Linked DNA regions of Mus musculus: region 2 is linked to region 1. Evidence: chromatin loops called from intact Hi-C (ENCODE). Cell type or tissue: gastrocnemius. All regions are shown on one strand. Each heading gives the region's core, and the rest is flanking DNA. Links, peaks and the distances in the headings are about the cores only. Region 1 overlaps Hnrnpc (heterogeneous nuclear ribonucleoprotein C). Region 2 holds the start of Gm26590 (a long non-coding RNA gene).

Region 1 (4,396 bases), core at 155-4,154:
GGCAGGCAGGTGCAGGGCTGTGTGTCAGCCTAAGAGAAGTTAAAGACATCTAAGATGGTCTGCTCTATATGAATGCTTGGGATACAAACCAAGGTCCTTACCCTTGAAGCATTAGCTTTACTAAGTGGACATCACCCAGACTCAAGTTTACACTCTAGTTATGTCAATGCTAGCAATTTCTCAAGAACAGGAAGAATAGGTAGCTAAGTGGTTGAGTTTGCTAGTTTATACTTGCAGAAGCTCTCAGGGAAGTTCAGTTCTCAACACCCAAATCAGATTATCTCACACCCACAACTACATCTTCAGAAGAATCAACACTCAGGAATAAACACTGGCCCCCACCCCTTACACACAAATGCCAGGAAAAAAAAGCACTACCTGGGAGGTGGAGTGTGCTGCATAAAAAACACCAAACAAACAAAAACAACATACATTTTCCAGACTTGGAAGAAGATCCCCTTTGTCCACTCTTCGAATTGAATCCACTTTTGCCCCTTCGTGAGGTGTTCCCTGAAACACGCTGACGTTTGGAAGGCACCACAGCTCGAGCAATAGGAGGAGGAGGAGGAACCCGCGCTGGGTAACTGTACATCCTGTGGGTTAAAGAAATAATTCTTCAAAGTGAATATTTAACTCCAGCCAGGCATGGTGGCCCACACCTTTAATCCTAGCACTCCCGAGGCAGAGGCAGGCGGATTTCTGAATTTGAAGCCAGCCTGGTCTACAGAGTGAGTTCCAGACAGCCAGGGCTATACAGAGAAACCCTGTCTCGAAAAACGAAAGAGAGGAGAGGGAGAAGGAGGGGAGAGGGGAGGGGAGGAGAGGAGAGAAGAGGGGAAGGGAGGGAAGGAGAGGAGAGAAGACGGGAAGGGGGGAGGGGAGAGGAGAGGAGAGAGGAGAAGAGGAGAGGAGGAGGGAAGGGGAGAGGGGAGAGGAAGGAGAAGAGATTAACTCAAGATACAACCAGAGCATAACAACAGGATTACTGGTTTTAGTCACCTCTTTTCCTTTTTATGTTATTCAAAACTCAATTTGATGAAAAATGCTGCAAGAGGAAAGAGCCCCCCCTCACACATACAGTAAATGATAGGCTTGACTAGACTTAAAAAATGGACTGTTTCCAGTTTATGGAAATTTTAAGAGAATGTAAGTTAGAATGAATTGCTTTTACCTTATACTTAAACAATTCACATAAAGTCAACTACAACAAAAAGGTGTTCTGATTTTATTCAAGTTCTAGATATTATTCTGAGGCCAGTCAGAATAATTTATGTGAATTTTTTTTCTCCATGGAACCCTGGAAAGTAAATATGACCCATCATACTTGGTGGCAGACACATTTTACCTGCTGAGCCATCTCGGAGGAACCAAGATAAGTTAATTTTAAAAAGTTTTGTTTTGAATTTATTTTTGTAAAATTGAAAAATTTTAGTGTTAACACATTACTTTCTCCAGCTCTACTATATTTAACCAATTTGTTCCCCTTTCAGTGTCATTGATTTCTGTGGTTCAAGGAAGAGTTTGCTAGCTACTTCTTTTGAGTTACAAGCTGAAAACACTAGGAAAGGTCCTATTACACTACGAATTAGCAGTAAGTTTTTACAGGACAGGAGTATCTGCGTATTACTTGCTAAGTGATAGTTTTAATCAATACTAAGTTATAGGTAATGAAGTAATCTAGAGAAAAGTTTACAGTGTTCAATGGAGCTGGAGCTCTGCGTACTACAGAAGGATGCACAGTTTTATAGGGACCATCTCTCATTTATGTGGCTTCAGCAGTCACAGGAACTTAACACTAACCATCTCACCAAGTACTGTTAAGAATGGTATACATAGTCTTTGAAAAACTATAAAAGTCAGATGTAGTGGTAAATCATGTAACCCCACACTCAAGAGACTGAGGCAAGGAGGATCTTGGGCAGACCTGGGCTACATGAGACTCCCCAAGCCAGGAGCAACAAAACACAAGAAAGACCAAGTCTAAACAAAACAAAAGCAAGGTCATTACCACTTTCAAAAAGTACAATGGTTTAGACTAAAACATCTATACTACAAAGAGAAGTCTCCCAATATATGCAAGAGCAATGGTGCCAATTATATGACTTATGGAATCCTTCATCTGAATTTATTTTTCTCATTTTTTAAGCAGGTTAAACATGAAAGGCTGGGGCTGGTGAGATGGCTCAGTGGGTAAGAGCACCCGACTGCTCTTCCAAAGGTCTGAAGTTCAAATCCCAGCAACCACATGGTGGCTCACAACCATCTGTAACAAGATCTGACGCCCTCTTCTGGGGTGTCTGAAGACAGCTACAGTGTACTTACATAAAATAAATAAATAAATCTTTAAAAAAAAAAAAAAAACAACAACAACATGAAAGGCTATGGAAGAAAATGTTAACAAACATCAATGATATATTTAATGGGAAGAAAAAATTTTAGTCTCCCTGAAAGACTTCCAAGCCAAAAATAATGTAGGCTAATGTAGACCACAAATTCACTATCATATCCTGGCTTTATACCTTAGCCCAAGCACTAAAAAAATTTAGCATTATTGGAGAGATGGCTCAGGGGTTAAGAGCACCAAATGTTCTTCCAGAGGTTCTGAGTTCAATTCCTGGCAACCACGTGGTGGTTCACAACCATCTGTACTGGGACCTGATGCCCCCTTCTGGCATTCAGGCATACATGCAGATAGAGCACTAATATACATTTTAAAAGATTTACTTGTATTTATGAGTGCACAGTAGCTGTTTTCAGACACACCAAAAGATGGTTGTGAGCCACCATGTGTTTGCTGGGAAATGAACTCAGGGCCTCTGGAAGAGCAGCAGTGCTCTTAACCACTGAGCCATCTCTCCAGCCCACAATAAATCTAAAGAAAAAAAAATAGCATTGCTTATTATGCATGTCTCACTGTCCTTTGAGATCTTTTCAATATTAGTGTTCTTTCGTCAGAGGTCCAATTTAGGGTTGGGGCAAAGTATCGGTTAGAATCTTCCTAGTACCTGAATTCAGGATGTTTTTATCTCAATCCCTAAGACTTCCAAGCTTGTCATTGTTTTTCAAAAAAAAGAGCGGGACAGTGCTAACCTTAAATCCCTGAGGCAAACTCAGTGGGTTCAAGGCCAGCTAGAGTTAGAGGTAGTCTCTTAAAACAAAAGCCAGGAAATTACAGTGTATTAGAGGAAATGTTAAGAGCCAGGGCTTCACAGAGAAACCCTGTCTCCAAAAAAAAAAAAAAAAAAAAAAAAGTGCTACAAAGAGTAAAACCAAACACAAGGGAGAAAAAAATTTGAATATTGTAAATAGAGCTAGAAATGGTAACTATACCTCTAATTCCAGTTGTTGGGAGGTAGATATAAGAGCTTAACCTCACAAATAGAGAAAATATCTTATGTCTGTATATATATGTAGTATCTATTAATAGTAAATCTGTTGGCCTATCGAATAGGAAATAGGCGGTAAGACATCCAGCAGACAGAAAGGATTCTAGGATAATATGAGGCACAAGGAATTGCTTAGGAAGATGTGACAATGGACACATGGCACTTGAGCAAAGGTAGCCAGACAGATAGCAGAATGTAGGTTAGAGTAAATGGGTCATAAGTTATGATCTAGTCAGAGAAGAGCCTAGCTATAAGGCCAAGGTATTGTAAATATATTGAGTGTGAGTCTTACTTAAGGACCATGGAGCTGGGAGGAAGAACCAGGCACAAACTTATAAAGTATATGTCTGTGATGCATGCTATGTTTGGCTACTAATGTACTGTTTCCTATAAGAAAAGAAAATTCTCTGACTCTCCCTGCTGTGGTACATATGCAATGTGTTTTGTCCTCTCACTTTGTTAGCAGGCACTTATCACTGTGTGGGAAAATACACAAGAATAAAACAAATTGGATTTTGTGAATTTTCTTATGCCTTCTTCAACAATCTCTATTTAGCATAAGAAAACCTGACATTTGTATTTCCAAACATCATAGTGGTAAAGTATTAACTTTATTTGCATAAAAAGCAGCATTTGAAGTTGGGCGTGGTGGCTCACACCTTTAATCCCAGCACTCAGGAGGCAGAGACAGGAGGATTTCTGAGTTCGAGGCCAGCATGGTCTACAGAGTGAGTTCCAAGACAGCCAGGGCTACATAGAGAAACCCTGTCTTGAAAAACAAACAAACAAAAAAAAACAAAAAGAAAAAAGAAAGCAGCATTTGAATCTTTTTATTGCTTTAAAAAGTCAGTGCCTGGCTTTCTAACTATCATCATAAACACATATGAGAAGCCTCATACATACCTGTCATAATAATCCCGTTGAAAGTCATAGTCCAAGTCAAATGAGGAACTGAAAGATAAATTTCAAAAGATTATTTTGGAGCTGCTGTTGTTAATTCAACAGGCAGG
Region 2 (4,396 bases), core at 129-4,128, 130 kb after region 1:
TACCTCTACTAGCTTTTTCCTGTTCCCCTTCTTCTTATGAAACAGTGGATGTCCATCTCCCATTACACCATTAGCCATCAATCTATGCTTCTGGAATGTTAACTTCAATCCTTCTTCCTATGAAGACAAGCAACCAGCCAAGACATCACATGAAACATTCTTATAGCCAGTAAAGATTAGACTGGGAGAACTTTGGCTGTCTGACTGAAGAACAGAAATCAGATATAGAATGAAACCTTTTCCTAAGAAAGATTTCATGCCTTTAACTAATAGCCTCCATACAGGTTTTTTTTTTTGTTCCCTTTATAAAATTACATTTTATTTCTGAGATTATAAACATACTACCATCATTTCCCCCTCCCCTTTCCTCCCTCCAAACTCTTCCATATACTTCTCCTTGCTCTCTTTCAAATTCATGGCCTCATTTTTCATTAATTGTTGTTACAAGCATATATGTTGTTTGGATGTTTTTCAGGGCTGATCATTTACTATTGGATAACTGGTCAGTATACACCTCCCTCCAAAGGACTAAAATTTCTTCCATTCCTCAGCAGCCTTTAGTTGACTATAGTTCTTTACTAAGGTCAAGGCCTTGTGAGCCGTCCCTCTTCTGTGCCAGCATGCCTATTTGCTGCCCTCTCTGTTGGTACTTATGCTGGTAAGACTTTATGGTGTGGGTTCTCTCTCTCTCTCTCTCTCTCTCTCATGTCTGTCTGTCTGTCAGAGGTTCTCAGCCTTCCTATACAGTACAAGTTATGGTGACCCCCAACCATAAAATTGTTTTGCTATTTCATAAATGTAACTTTGCTAGTGTTATGAATTATAATGTAAATATCTGTTTTTTGGTGGTCTTATGTGACCCTTGTAAAATGGTCATTTTTTTCCCTCAAAATTATGATTCTAATTGAATAACCTATGGTTTCACTTAGTTTAATTTTCAGGAATTCATCCTTCCTTTACTCTAAAGATTTTTTTCTAAATAGATTATTGTGTACTCTGACTTCCAAAATGAGATAACAAAATGTGTATAAGGGTTTTATTATTATTATTATTTTTTTTTTTCCCAAGACAGTTTCTTGGTTTAGCTTTGGCTGTCCTGGAAATCTCTTTGTAGACCAGGCTGGCCTTGAACTCAGATATGCTCTGCCTCTGCCTCCCACATGCTGGGATTAAAGCCTTCTTTTTCCTTCTTCTTCTTTTTTTTTTTTTTTTTTTTTTTTTGTTGAGAGTCTCACTATATAGGATGGCACTTACTGCTAGCCTTGTGTTTAGTGATCCACATGCCTCGGCCTTCAAGTGCTAGTGTGCTATTCGTGACAATAGCTAACAGGCCCCACCTCCTCCCCTACTTGTTGCTGCCTAAATGCTGAGCTTACATCTTTGATCTGAACTGTAAACTCTTTCTCATCCATGCCTCGCCGAAGTTTCGTAAACTGGGCCGCCGCTGTGGTGACTGCAGATGCCTCTTCCTCCGCCATGGAAGCTGCACTGCCACTTCGTGGCGTGGGGACTGGAGAGTCCCCATCTTCTCCTGGGGTCAAAGAGGGACTGTCTAATAAATGGTTGCCTGGCCCCAAAATTCCTCCTGCTGTCACTTCCTGGCTCCGGCGGTTAGAAGGCCATTTCCCTGAGAGTACAGCCTGGCAGACGAGGTCAATGCGGTTTATCAGAACACGATCCTGAGTGGCAAAAAGAACATAAGATGTATAGAATCTGAACACTATACCATCCTCAGCTACATAATCATGCTATTATTACTATACCAGATACAATGAAAAGACTGAAAGGAGGTAAAACTATTACATCCATAAATAAGCTATAGAGCTTCTTAAAAACATTGGTAGTTCTAAACAAAGGAGAAACAAAGTATTAACACTATCTCTTATTCCCCTTAGATAGCATGGACTCTGCTTATGCAAATGAGACTGGTACCTTAGGCCATTCAGAGGCTCTTTGTCTTTCCTGCAGTAGCAGCAACTCAGGGGTCATTTGTTCTCCATCTTCATTTGGGAATCCATCTTGGGACATAGTAAGGGACAGAAGGCTCTCTTCATCATAGAGCTTTGGGCGGGACCGGTCAGCAGCTAGAAATCACACAGCATTTGTGGGCAAAAATAACAGAACAATGTTAAATTGGAATGGTATTGTGAAGTAGGCCCAATGAATAATAGAGGTACTCTGACATTTTATCAATTATCAACTGAAATCTCTCTGAAGAGGCTGCACTTAGAACAGAACGGAAGAAGCAGAGCGGGGATCGGGAGGCCATGATCTGTTACATGCACTCACTTAACTTCTCTTCCTTCTCGTCTTCACTCTCGTCAGTGCTGGAGCTGGAGCTGGACGAGGATGAAGAAGAGGAGGAGGATGGTGACAACTTGCTCAAGTCCAGCTCAGAGTCTGAATCATCCTCGTCCTCCAGTTTCACTGGTGGGACACTCCGGGACAGAGGAGCTGTATCTGAAGAGCCTACGCGTACTTCATAGTCTTGTGAGGTGAGTCGGCTCCTAGCCACAACCTCATCCTCTAACTTTAAAGTCAGACTCTCCAGATTGGGGACCTGAACAGTACTTTCCTCAGGTGACTTTTCAACAGGAGCATCTGGGCGCAGGGGTGATGGTGAAGCAGTACGTGAGGTACACTGCTGGTGCAGCAGTGGAGTGGAGCATCGCGACAGGGATGCAGCTGATGCTCCCGCCTGATGGTTCTGCATATAATTCATACGGGCAGCCAGAAAAGAGAAGTCTGGGTCCTGCATGATGTTGCAGTCTGTTTGGCTCACCCCATGGCGGGCTGCTCCTCGTAGGAGCTCCCCATCATGACGGACAGGTTCCCACCATTTGGGCAATTCAAGACCTGGAGGCTGACACAATGCCAGCCGATCTTCTAAAAGGGGGTGGCATAAAACTTGTTCCCGTAAGCGTCGAAGCAACTCAATTCGGTAGAGAGTCCTCGAGGCTCTCTCTTCAGTGATGGGCTCAATGAACAGATTAGGGTCTGGAGGTTCTGCAACCAACATAGGTGAGAAAAGAAATTAACCAAAGGTTGATGTGTTAACAACACAGACCCGTTTACCCTAGACTCTACCATCTCACCATCACCAGCAGCTGGGGGAAGGCGGCACACTTGTCGACACATGGCCACAAAACCATGGAAGTACTTGGTAAGGCTTTCATCTGTTTTTTTGTCCAGGCGAGCAAAAGTGCGGAAGCGATCCCAGTGAAACTGCATGTTGTCAGGGTCATACTCCACACCAAAGGTAGATACTACTCGGTAGAAATCAGTTTGCTCACGCCTTGTCCACCTGTGACAGGGAAAGGGAAAGCAATGGTGACCAGAAGACAGGAAACCTGGCTATGCTGTGGATGGTTTATAATTCCTGAAACTTACAGTGAGGACAGCAGGCAGCTCTCTCTTATAAAGTGCATGCCAACTGCCAGGTACTTTCATCATCGTGCCTCTGCTATCCCCTTTGACTCAGACACTGTGTCTACACCTATACTAAATCCTTTTCACAATGAATTCTTTTTTTTTTTTTTTATTAAAAAAAATAAATAAGGGGCTGGAGAGATGGCTTAGTGGTTAAGAATACTTGTTGCTTTTGCAGAGGACATAGGTTTGGTTCCCAGCACTCACATGGTGGTAAACAACTCTCCATAACTCCAGTTCCAGGGGAAATGCCATTCCTGACCTTATTGGGCACTAGACACACATGTCAAAAATATACATGCTTGCACACAAAGCAAGTATAATAAAAATTTTCTGGGCATGGTGGTGCACACCTCTTGGGAAGCAAGAGGCAGGCAGGTGAATTCAAAGACAGCTTAGTCTATATGGTAAGTTTCAGGCCAGCTGGGGCCACATTACCATCTCAAAAAAAAAAAAAAAAGTACAACGGGCTGGAGAGCTGGCTCAGCAGTTAAGATTGCTTGCTGCTCTGCAGAAGTCCGACATTCAGTTTCCAGCACCACATGGCGTGGCTCACAGATGCCTGAAACTAGAGCTCCAGCGCATCGAATGCCATCTTCTGGCCTCCATGAATAAGTACAAACAAGTGGCATTCTCTCTCTCTCTCTCTCTCACACACACACACACACACGCACAAATATAGAGATTTTAAAGAATATCTGCACAGGCATCTTCATATTGTCTTGGCTGTTGAACCTAAGGAAATTGGTTTTTTCGCTGTAATATCCCTAGCCCACAGCAAAGGTCTTAAGTACTAGGTAGAGATGAAGGTAGTCAACATGTTCCTGCTCCATCTGTGAGAATTTCAAGAAAATCACCCCTCCTATGCTCTCTCACTACAGGACCCAGAGCTTATGACAAACTCCTTGCTGTACCACTTACCGTTGTTGTTTTTCCCGCCTTGCGATTTCTTTGAGCTTAAAGGCTG

The links. Peaks named below come from ENCODE experiments on the same cell type or tissue, not always from the same donor. Only the 100,000 strongest peaks of a DNase experiment are listed, where the experiment ranks them.
Region 2: a loop joins it to region 1, with 2.2 times the contacts of the local background. A loop is called at or near these places in 3 of 42 quality-filtered maps.

The regions. Positions count from the first base shown.
Region 1 is chr14:52,076,971-52,081,366 of GRCm38, forward strand. Hnrnpc (heterogeneous nuclear ribonucleoprotein C) reads right to left here. Exons shown (of 9, transcript NM_001170981.2): 5 at 4,290-4,337; 6 at 433-593. Among named protein-coding and RNA genes, the nearest start is that of Hnrnpc, 25 kb to the right of the region's middle. In gastrocnemius, for the core only: a CTCF peak has its summit at 2,644 (motif pointing left); no DNase peak of the experiment used is centred there.
Region 2 is chr14:52,202,501-52,206,896 of GRCm38, forward strand. Chd8 (chromodomain helicase DNA binding protein 8) reads right to left here. Exons shown (of 38, transcript NM_201637.3): 30 at 4,351-4,396; 31 at 3,096-3,304; 32 at 2,290-3,006; 33 at 1,933-2,084; 34 at 1,377-1,679; 35 at 4-117. Gm26590 (a long non-coding RNA gene) reads left to right here and starts at 2,409. Exons shown (of 4, transcript XR_003951241.1): 1 at 2,409-2,495; 2 at 3,081-3,440. In gastrocnemius, for the core only: no CTCF peak of the experiment used is centred there; no DNase peak of the experiment used is centred there.